Regions from separate parts of the Homo sapiens genome. Here all the other regions are linked to region 1. Evidence: chromatin contacts called from ENCODE Hi-C data. All regions are on one chromosome and are shown on one strand. Each heading gives the region's core, a stretch centred on a gene start or an enhancer-like site at or near the end of the contact. The rest is flanking DNA. Distances are from core to core; before and after follow the strand shown.

Region 1 (2,726 bases), core at 227-2,726:
GCACGTGCCATTTCTACCCCATGTGATGAAGCCTATGGATCCTTTCTTGTAGTGTTTTTAAATGCATAAAGCAAAACTCTTAGGCTTACAAAGGAAATCAATGATATTGAAATACAATTCTATCCTTGGGCCTCTTGTGGGGAAAGGGCAGTGTCCACAGACCCAGGTTAAGAATCTCTGCATGGGTAAATTGATTTCCCAGCTGACTGCTGAGCCACAACCTGCAGTTTGGAAAATAAGGCTGTACAAAGCCTCAGAACATTTTGTTGTAGTTAAGTATTTCAGATGCTTATTATCCTGTCACGGTTTTAACCCTCTTTTCCCTCCCTTTCCCCATGCTCCCTCTATCCAGTCACCCACACCCCACCACATGCACATGCATGTGTACTCACTTACATGCATGCACATATATGTTGCCACATATCCACATACACATAGGCACACACATGCACAGGCACACACATGCAGATCTTAGGTCACATATCTGGAATGAGATGAGGCACTAGACCACTGGGTCCAGCCCCTCCTGTGACCCCAGTCCCACTCCCTGACTGCCTCTGTGTCACAGCTCCTCTGGCTCCTGCCTCAGAACTACTCTAGTGGCTCATTATCTCTGCAGGGCAGCGCTCACCATCACGACTTTCTTGTTTTCTTTCACAGCATTGTGAGCCAATAGGTGCATTCTGCCTCAGAATAGTGGTGGAGACTGGTGGTGGCACAGCCCAGAGCTCTTGACGTTTATTTTCTCAGGCTTCAGTGAACCTTCTGTGGCAGGTGTTTCCTTTTGATAGGCGGCAGTTCCTCCCTGGGTCACTCCAGCCTGCAGCTGAAGCCCTCACTTAGCTCACTGTGGCTGTACTGAACACACCACCTCCCAACATGGAGCAGCCTAGCCAGGGGGTGCGGGAAGGAAAGATGGTTGCTGCCACAAATGAATGACTCAGCTACCTTCTCCAATGGTTTGATATTGACGTTTCCTCCTGTCATAGCAAAAATGCCCAGGTGAACTGTTTTCTCCATCGCATGTAGAAAGATGATGGTTGTCTGAACTGGTTCCAGGTAATGGACAGTGGTAAGCGCTCCCTTCTCTTATAGTATGTTATGGATTGAAGTGTGTCTCCCCACAAAAAGATATTACTGGAGTCCTAACCCTGAATATTTCAGAATGTGACCTTATTTGGAGATAGTGTGTTTACTGAGGTAATCAAATTTAAATGAGGTCATTACAGTCTCTAATCCAATAAGACTAGTGTCTTATAACAGAAACGAACGCTTACAGAGGGAAGACAATGTAAAGAGACACATGGAGAAGATGGCTGTATTTCCATTCTCATGCTGCTATAAGGACATACCCAAGACTGGGTAATTTATAAAGGCAAGAGGTTTAATTAACTCACAGTTCAGCATGGCTGGGGAGGCCTCAGGAAACTTAGAATCACGGCAGAAGGGGAAGCAAACACGTCCTTCTTCAAGTGGTGGCAGGAAGAGAACTGAGTGAGTAAAATGAGGAAAGTCCCCTTATCAGATCTCCTGAGAACTCACTCACTTTCACGAGAACAGCGTGAAGGTAACTGCCCCCATGATTCAATTACCTCCCCCGGGTCCCTTCCATGACACGTGGAGATTATGGGAACTACAATTCAAGATGGGGTTTGGGTGAGGACACAGCCAAACCATATCAACAGCCATCTGTAAGCCAAGGAGAGAGGCCTGGAACAGATACTTCCCTCGCAGCTCCCAGAAGGAGCCAATCCTGCCGACACCTTGATTTCAGACTTCTGGCCTCCAGATTGTGAGACAAGAACAGCAACTCGGCCTGTGTTCTCTGCCCTTGAGGTTGAAACAGGGAGCAGAAGGTTTTTTTTCCCCTCTGTGTTGCAGCATGGAGTTCTGAATGACAGATGAGGGGTTGATCACCCTCCACACCCATGCTAAGCCTTATGGCTTCACGGGGTTCAGGCTTCCTGTGTTCAGTCTTCTGTGTTGCCAGAAAAATTTGCATACTCCCATGGACAAAGAAAGCAGCAGAGGAGAAAGAAGAGCTTTCATTCACTTCCTCTTTGGGGTGAGAGCAAGTCTGAATGCTCTAGAATTGATTCTATTAGAAAAACTCTCTGACCCCAAATATGAATATTTTCACCACACCCAATACTCATAATTTTAAAAATAGATCTTTTGAGTTTCATCCTGACTAGTAACCTAAAGATCACTGACTTCTGATTTATTTTTTTATCATGCTCTACAGTTAGAAATGCAAACATATAGACTAGAGAGGGCCACAGAGGTGTTTGATCCCATCACTTCATGTAGGTAGGAAGATGTTGAACCCCTGAGAGGGGTCGGAACTTGTCCAAGATCACACAGCAGGCAGAGTACATCAGGACCTCAAACCCATATCTTCTGCCCTCTCCTCCTAAGGTCTCCATCACTAACACCCTGTCACGGTCCATCCTGCTAAGGAAGTCTCTACTATAAAATCCCATACCTTGAAAATTAATTGTTTTTCCACTCACACGTTACCACCCTTCCCTCCTGCAAACATTTGGAAGTTGAAAGGTCGCACAGCCTTCATGAAATTAACCAGAAGAATTGAAAGGAAGCTGATGACAAAAGTACTTCAAAATCTGTTTTTCATGAAAACAGCTTTTTCTTTTCCCCCTCAGATCAAACTGAATTTTTCTTTTTATTTTTGCGGTATTCTTCTAATTGTGCCTTTTTAAATGTGT
Region 2 (2,726 bases), core at 135-2,634, 4.3 Mb before region 1:
TATCTCCACAGTCTCCAGGGTCTATTTTCTCCATCTTTACATCCATGTGTGCCATTTGTTTAGCTCCCACTGGCAAACAATTTATTTCAGTATGTGGCTTCTCTTCCTCTCAGTATAATTCATAGCACTTATTTCTTATTATGTTTCCTATAATATTAGACTGTGGGCTTCTTATGAGCAAGGACTATGTCACATTCTTCCTCAGTTTTTTAGCTCAGTGTTTGGCGCATATTATGATTAAATAATGTTTAATTAATGAATGACTGTGTTTGCAAAGTGAGTCATCTACTCTCTTGATACTCAAAAGATGGCCCTCAAATCAGTAACATGGGAATCCTTTGGGAGCTTGTTAGTATGTAGAATCTCAGCCTTCACATGCTAAATAAGTATCGACATTTTAGCAAGATCTTCAGATAATCAGTATGCACTTTGATGTTTGTGAATCTTGTGTTCCACTTAACCTTTATGAACCCATCTTTCCCCACCCAAAGTCAGGTGTGGTAGGACTCCAAGTCACATTTATAGGATAGACTAATTTAGAAAGTTCTATTTTAGGCAGAAACAGGAAAGGCCACAAAGTAAAAATGACAAGTGAGAGAGCACAGTACTATTTTATAGAAGTTTTGCTAAACCTGAGAACATGAGAACTGAAAGTCCTGTGCTAGAAATCAACTTACAGTTTCAAAAATAAGTTCTGTGGGTTAATCTTTAAAATCAGGCCCTTATTTTGAAGTTGGTCAGGTGAAACATTCCATGGCAATTGTTTTATCTGCACCCAATTTATAACCACCTATTAGCACCTACCAGTTTGCTAGGTTCTGAGGTTAGTATGGTTGAGAAAGATTTCATTCCTGCCTGACACTGCTTATGGTATAGATGAAGAAGTAGAAGTTAAACAAAAAATTATAATCTCATTGTTGAATTCTGTTGTGGAGATAGGTGCAAAATGTTGTGAAAACACCATCGAATATTAAGTTTCTTGAGTATAAGAACTATGTATATTGTTCACTGTAGTAGAGTTCATGTTTCTGAGACTGAGGGTTTTGAGGGAACCCTAAATAATCACATTCTTCTGGCTCTACAGATTGTTAGCCAACTGAAAAATGGAAGAGTCAGATTGGGGATAATATTAATAATAAAGATGGATTGACAAGCACAGCTTGGGCCCCAAACCAAAATGTGTTTCCTACCCATTCCCCCATCTAAACTTGCTTGACTTTGGGACCCCTTTATAGGAGAGTTATGTCTACAGAAAGATACCTAGCCAGTCATGTGGGGAATGTCAGCCTGCTTCAAGTTTCCTTGATTGCAGATGAGGGTCAGAGATATAACTACAACCTCCTTGCCTTTGATGCAAGACGTTCTTTCAGAGGTTAATGTGGTTAAAAGGGTGAGAAGCTCTGCCCATCACACCAGTATGTTAAATCAATCCTCTTTCTGTAAGGAGAAGCCTGCAAGAGGGCAGATCATAGGAGGACCTTATATCAAAGCTAAAGTGAGAACATGAGGAAAGAGAAACAATGACTTTTTCCTAGATTGGGAATATGGTAAGTAATTGCTGAATGTTAAATTACTGAACTGAATGAATTAAAAACAAGAAACAACTACTTCTTTCAGGGAAGTCAAAAAATGTCATTTGTGCCTTCTCTTAGAGCCAGAAAAAAGGGAGGAGAGAATTTTAAGTGCAGAAAAGAGCCATTCAAAACAGGATGGCACATTCTGAGATTGTTGGCCAGGCAGCCAGTGGCTGTAGAGTAGGTTATGGGGAGGGAATTACAAAATATAACACCAATTTTGGTTGTAATTGCCACTTAAATACAATGTAGGTAGCCAAAGTTCTTTCCTGTATATTATACAAAACATTGTGAAAGATCTATTGGCAACGATTTTCTCTTTAAGCTTCTTGGCTATCACAGATGTGCACAACTGACATGCTGATAAAGGCATAAAATTTATTTTTATTTTAGACAATGTTATTAAAACTTATCCAAGTCTTATGTTTAACAGTTGATAAATGATTTTATTTGGGGTTAAATACAAGGAAGAACAGTATTGAGTAGAATTTTAGCAAACCCTATGAGGTCACAACCAAATAGAGGTTAGAAACCTCAAACTTTCTTATTTGCCATTGACAATCTACCTTAAAACAATTAAAAATGTTAGCTCCAAACTGGATAATGACAGACTGCGTTGTTCTTTAAACTTTTGGAAATGTGTGTTTTCTTTGAATAGTATGCTATAATGTGATTGGACAACATATGATTCCTAAGTTTATTTGAATAATATTGGTGTTTATTATGCATCTTTCAAAAAAAAAGTTAAAAAGTTCAAATTAAGAAGTATTATAGTCAATCTCTTCCAAGGAAGTATTCCAAGTAATAGTGGAGCTGGCCCACAGATTGACTAACTGCTATATGAAATTGAGACCTATGCTTTAGGGCTTTCTATGGCTCGTAATCATATATTTATAAGCACTCCACAATATTTTACCTCTTGTAATTCTTGATGATCCCTTGACAATAATAAAATGTTTATAACAATTGATATCTACCATTTATTTATTGCTTGTCTATGTGCCAAACACTGCTCTAAGTCTTTTAAATGTACAACTTGTTTAATTCTCACAGTCACCTTATGAAGTAAGCGGTTATCATTCTCATTCTACTGATCAGGAAACTGAGGCACACAGTCATCAAGTAACTTGTCCAAGTTCTCATCACTAATAA
Region 3 (2,726 bases), core at 67-2,566, 4.0 Mb before region 1:
AAATAATGTATTGTAAATGTTTTTAAATCATTCTCCATTAAAATTTTTCATTATTTTCTACAAAATACAAATACACTAAGGTTCACATTTAACATGCAGAAAATAAAGAGGAAGAAGAGAAATCCACTAGTTTCACTAGTTTAAGGAACAATCACTAAAATGAGACAATGATCTATAGTACATGTATCTTCTAGTTAAATAGGAAAGCAAATTCACATTATCCAGAGTCCTGGGTCATAAAGAACTCAAGTCAAATCTAGTCTGAGGCAGACACTCTGGCTCGTGCCCGCACACAGCTGCCCTTCACACTGACTTTAACCCAGGGCTCATTTAACTGAGAGGCGAGATCTCTCACAATACAGCACAAAACTCTTTCTCCTGGTAAATTTCTTTTCCCAACAAAACAATCAGTTCCCTCACAACAGGCAATTCTGTATCTGTAGACAACCAATACAGTTGCTAATATTCCTCCTACCCCCCAAATAGCTGGCAAAAGCTTCCAAGAGTTTATTTTCAAAGAAGAGTGGTTCTTCTTGTATCACAACCATCTGTAACAGGATACACAATCATTGCCTGAAGACACTGAGTCCCACAGGAAGGTTTGTAGCACTAGGCAACAAAAAGCCAATGCGTAATATCCAGAGCAGATATTAAACAGCCTTAATGATTCTCTAATGGAAGTTTATAAAAATATAAATGGAGTGACTATCCAAAGTGATAGTAGTGTGCTCAAAACTCACAGAGACCCATATTTCCAAAAAGGTGTTCAGGAATCACAGGAACAACGAGGAGCTGCAAAATAATGAAGAAACACATAGCTCCCGTCTGTAACTAGCTATATACATAGATTTCAAAGTAACCTTGGTGGTGTTCCTAAGGCTGGCTGGCTAAGATACTCAGGTACAGGTCATGGAAGTAGACACAGAACCACACTGCTGAGGTCTTCTAAAGTGCCTTCCTTTTCTTCACAGCCTGGCTTAGAGGTAGATCAAATCGAATGGTGGGGGGGAGGAGGATGACTTCAGTGAATAATTGGCTTAGTCTTCGTAACCTGGCTGCCTGCCTCTCCGTGCTCTACCAGCTCATGCTTACGCGATCCCACCTAAAAGAAGACAGTGCACCTCTGCACTAAAGAAAAAGTAGCCCAGGTGGGTGGAGTGCTTCAAGAATAGCAGTGCCATGATCACGCCACCGCACTCCAGCTAAGCGACAGAACGAGACCCTGTCTCAAAAAACAAAACGAAACAAAACAAAAACAAACAGAATACCAGTGACCTCCAACAGTGGGACATACCCGCTGACCCTATCGCCCCCACCCTAGCTGGCTTCCTGCCTTTGTCAAGACTGGACCCAGCTGAAGCAGTGCTCGGGAGCTGTTTTACTGGGCTTAGAGCCAGACTGTAGAATCGGGAGAGAAAGGAGTCTCCACCCCTCTGGTGTTGCTGGTGCTTCTGTATTAATCCACAGAATCTTTTCTGCAAAACAGAGTGAATTCCCTTCATCTCCAGGACTTGGTAGAGCACTGCTTTCAGACAGAGACCAGCCTCCATCACTTCATTCTAAAAAGAAAACACAGATGAACAAAAGTTACTGATTTTTAAAACCACTATTAAATGCTTACGTTTTCATTTCATTTCATTGAATTTTAGTGTAAAATCTTAGATAAAATTGCAAGGTTTATACATTCCTAACAGAGGAAATTTAGTCTTCAGTCCAACACACACACACCGCTCTGAATACATTTCAAAAGGCAAATGACATTTATTGTTTCTTGCTTATTTGTTTGGGTAGGATGCATGAGAAATAATTTTGATGATGTGGTTTTTGGGTGCTAAGGACATTTTAACATCCAGTCCCTTTTCATAATCTAACCATAAACTCTAAAATTTCCGTTTTTAAAACGTGTAAAATATACTGTGAGAAATTCTGATGAGAGAAATGGTGTGAACCCTAGGGCACAGCAGGTGCAGATGCAAAGCCCCAAGCAGACACAACACAGGGGGAGCCCGCCGGGGTCTACAGACCAGGAGTCCAGCCTCGCCACCACTGACAGGACTGACAAGATTCACTATTCTCCCTACCTGGGGCTTTTTCCTCTTCTCTCTCACAAAAATCCTGGTTTTGCCCTTTTTCCCTACTCAGTCTACTAGCTGACTCCTTCCCATGTGAGAACAGTACCAAGTACCTCCTCTGTGTCCAAAATAACTCATGATGCTGACCTATTCTTCGACCTTTGTAAAACAGACTTCCCCCTCCTAGCCCAGGGCCCCACTCATCTAGGAGGTGAAGAAGACCAAAGATAGGGAAGGGTGAGGGATGATGGACTTAAAAAATTCCTTTATCATTATATTTTAAGTTTTTATTTTTATAAGGCATCCAAATATGCATGCAGTCAGGTCAAAATAATCGCCGTATTTCCAAATTAGAGAATGAGAAGCAAACACACACAAAACCCCTCAGGAATCTAAATTACAATCTAATTTTGGATTCTGCTTCTAAAGCGCACATATACAAACCCCAAATGGACCATAGGCTGGCCTCAGGGAAATACTCGGAATCCCTGAAATTGTCTGTACAATTTTGTGTTGTGGGGAGAAGTAGGTACATTTTTTTTTCCTGGGGAGAAGGTACACAGCTGTCTTCAAATTCTCTAAGGAGCACACAAACCAAACAATTTTAAGAATCTTTGCTCTTTGAAGACTAAGAACATTACCATTGTGGGAAAC
Region 4 (2,726 bases), core at 109-2,608, 3.6 Mb after region 1:
ATATGAAATGATCTGGCCTTCATGCACAGGTGGACAACCAAAAGTTTAGGAGCCCCAAGAATATAGCCAAACAGAAATGTGAGTTATACCTCATTTGCAGCTAGTGAAGTTTTGATTTTTTGGCTGGTCTGTGGGAGTGGTCTGAATCTTGGAAGAACTTCGTCTTTCTGTTTCGTCTTTGGAGTCCTTGGTTACAACCATAGAGAGGCTACGTAGTTTGGTCTTGAGTCACTTGTTAAATATATCTTTAGTTAAGATTTTGGTTTATATTCAGAGAATAATTTTTTTTTTAACTTTTCCTTTTTCTGTTTGCTTCCTGCATTCTCATTTGAGCTAACAGGAAATTTTATATTCAAAAGAAGAAATTTGATTAGTAATTACCCTGAACTTCTAAAAACTTCCATTATTTCTTTGTCTTTTGAGATGTAAATTCTCTCTCCAGTCTTACCTGAGAAATAATTCCTTTTTAAATGCAAATTTCAAGGAAAGAAAAGCCAGGAAACAGAAGTGTTTGCTGTTTGTTTGGCTAAAACCTCTAATGAGATATTTAAAGATTTCTTTTTTAAGAGCTTTATGGTCAAAAATTAACTTAATTAAAAGCTGATATTCAGGCTACAATTTTTTTAAAAGCCTCCCTGCTTTTTCTGTTTTGGATCCTGTTTCTACTATGGAATTTCTTTTAGTCCACAGAAGCTCCTTTTAATTATATGTTCGTTCCTCTGTCTACTTCCTTTTTTGTTGGCATGATTTCTGCTGAGAATAATATAAAACTTTATCGACCTTTTTGAAAACTCCCCAGTTTGCTGCTTTAGGATTTGTTCTTCCTTTTACCTCTGCCCCCATTTCTTTTGTCATCTTGATACTCTTTGAGGAAGGAAGAAAAGGTGCCACTGACCCTCTTTTTCCTCCTCACGAAGCCTTAAGAGTGAGAAGTCAGTTCCTCTCAGGTCCAAGGCTCTATTATCTTTCATATGAAGCTCCCTAATCTCCTGGCTCTTAGGAGGTGGAGTACCAAGGCTTGCTTTATAACTGACAAGTCACTGGTAAGAGCTACAATTTTAAAGGTAACTAACAATGTTACAGCAACCAGTTATTACGGCAGAAGGCAAATTCTTACTTTCTACCTTCTTCATTTCTTTGCATGCTTAGGTAAGAAAAGACTCAGGTATATGACTAAGTCAGACCCAACTGACAATCAGACAGTTATTTGAAACAGGCTTCCGAATTGTCTTTTAGGTTCATCTGTATGTAACCGCCCAATAGGTTCACCTTGCCTAGACAGAACCGATTTATCAAGACAGGGAAATTGCAATAGAGAAAGAGTTTCATTTACACAGAGCTGGCTGTACAGGAGACCAGAGTTTCATTATTACTCAAATCAATCTTTCTGGAAACATGAGGATCAGGGTTTTTGTAGATAGTTCGGTGGGTAGAGGGTCAGAAAGTGGGGATTGCTGATTGGTTGGGTCAGAGGTGAAATCCTAGGGAGTTGAAGCTGTTCTCTTGTGCTGAATCTGTTCCTGTGTGGGGGCCACAAGACCAGATGAGCCAGTTTTTGGATCTGGGTAGTGCTAGCTGATCCATCAAGTGCAGGGTCTGCAAAATATCTCAAACATTGATCTTAGGTTTTACAATAGTAATGTTATCCCAAGAAACAATTTGGGATGTTTAGAATCTTGCAGCCTCCAACTGCATGATTCCTAAACCATAATTTCTAATCTTTTACATAATCTGATAGTCCTGCAAAGACAGTCTGGTCCCCCAGGCAGAAAGGGGGTTTGTTTGGGGAAAGGGCTGTTATCACCTCTATTTCAATGCTAAACTATAAACTAAGTGTCTCCCAAAATTAGTTTGACCTATGCCCAGGAATGAACAAAGATAGCTTGGAGGTTAGAAGCTAGATGGATTTGGTTAGGTCAAACCTCTTTCGCTATAATAATTGTCTCAGTCATATTTTTTGCAAAGGCAGTTTCATGTGTACTTTATTGTAAAATCCTCTAATTCTTATGATTTTATATTACCTTAGCATTCATTTAAAATCTTCCTCTTTGTCTCACCTAAAGCACCCAAAGCTCCTTGAGAAAACTTATGTTCTTTCTCTATGCCTTTGAGATGTAAATCTCTCACCCTGTCTTCTCTAGGACTTGATAGCATTCTTTTGAAAAAAACTATAAGATATTTGTATCTATCTGTATGATTGTTTATGTTTATACACATATACATCTATGATATCTGTTGTGTCCACATGATACAAAATCCCTTCGTTGAATTTCAAATTGATTTAAAAGACAAATGAACATGCATATATTAAATACTTTAGGCTCCTAAAATTATAGATACTAACTCAAATTATTTTCAAATTCATATGAATTGAATACATTTTTTGTAAATAAAACTAGCTTAATATTGTTGGTTTAAAAAACAGTAAATCAAATAGATATGAGTGAGATAAAGATGTATCTCTTTGATAACTACATCCTTAGAATTTTGCTAAGTTAAATTAAATGATGGCTATTCATTTAATATCTAGTTCATTTCTAAAGAAGATAAAAGATTGAAACATTAATTGCTCAACATAGGTTTCAGTTTATTTACATTTGGCATCTTACATTTTATAGAAAGATAAAATATATTTGGGCTTGTTAGCAAATATGTCCTTTTCCACATTGGAAATATGTTCTATCAGGAAATCTATGTTTCTAGAAGTCATTAAGTATATAGTCATA

What was found. Hi-C counts contacts between places; a loop is a spot of excess contacts on that map. Pooled maps may share reads with other maps.
Region 2: a loop to region 1 is called in a map with no recorded cell type, with 11 times the contacts of the local background. The contact joins the enhancer-like site here to the promoter of LINC01215 in region 1. A Hi-C loop is called at or near these places in 2 of 37 single-sample maps with no recorded cell type and 2 of 50 pooled maps.
Region 3: a map with no recorded cell type shows a loop between it and region 1 (14-fold over the local background). The contact joins the enhancer-like site here to the promoter of LINC01215 in region 1. A Hi-C loop is called at or near these places in 3 of 37 single-sample maps with no recorded cell type and 6 of 50 pooled maps.
Region 4: a loop to region 1 is called in a map with no recorded cell type, with 20 times the contacts of the local background. The contact joins the enhancer-like site here to the promoter of LINC01215 in region 1. A Hi-C loop is called at or near these places in 9 of 37 single-sample maps with no recorded cell type and 3 of 50 pooled maps.

The regions. Positions count from the first base shown.
Region 1 is chr3:108,123,814-108,126,539 of GRCh38, reverse strand. LINC01215 (long intergenic non-protein coding RNA 1215) reads right to left here and starts at 1,476. Exons shown (of 2, transcript NR_110030.1): 1 at 1,398-1,476. RefSeq lists enhancers at 464-563, 1,064-1,143, 1,364-1,413, 1,694-1,833, 1,904-1,953 and 2 more.
Region 2 is chr3:112,458,604-112,461,329 of GRCh38, reverse strand. No RefSeq gene overlaps it. Among named protein-coding and RNA genes, the nearest start is that of BTLA, 40 kb to the left of the region's middle. Within about 2 kb of position 1,384, at least 5 of the 41 ENCODE cell types and tissues checked have a DNase peak (open chromatin) inside an H3K27ac peak, as active enhancers do.
Region 3 is chr3:112,115,475-112,118,200 of GRCh38, reverse strand. C3orf52 (chromosome 3 open reading frame 52) reads right to left here. Exons shown (of 6, transcript NM_024616.3): 6 at 1-1,559. The coding sequence ends at 1,555. Among named protein-coding and RNA genes, the nearest start is that of MIR567, 4.0 kb to the right of the region's middle. RefSeq lists enhancers at 2,010-2,069, 2,626-2,715. Within about 2 kb of position 1,316, at least 3 of the 41 ENCODE cell types and tissues checked have a DNase peak (open chromatin) inside an H3K27ac peak, as active enhancers do.
Region 4 is chr3:104,517,908-104,520,633 of GRCh38, reverse strand. It overlaps LOC105374021 (a long non-coding RNA gene), which reads left to right. Exons shown (of 6, transcript XR_007096271.1): 6 at 1-2,726. Among named protein-coding and RNA genes, the nearest start is that of ALCAM, 850 kb to the left of the region's middle. Within about 2 kb of position 1,358, at least 3 of the 41 ENCODE cell types and tissues checked have a DNase peak (open chromatin) inside an H3K27ac peak, as active enhancers do.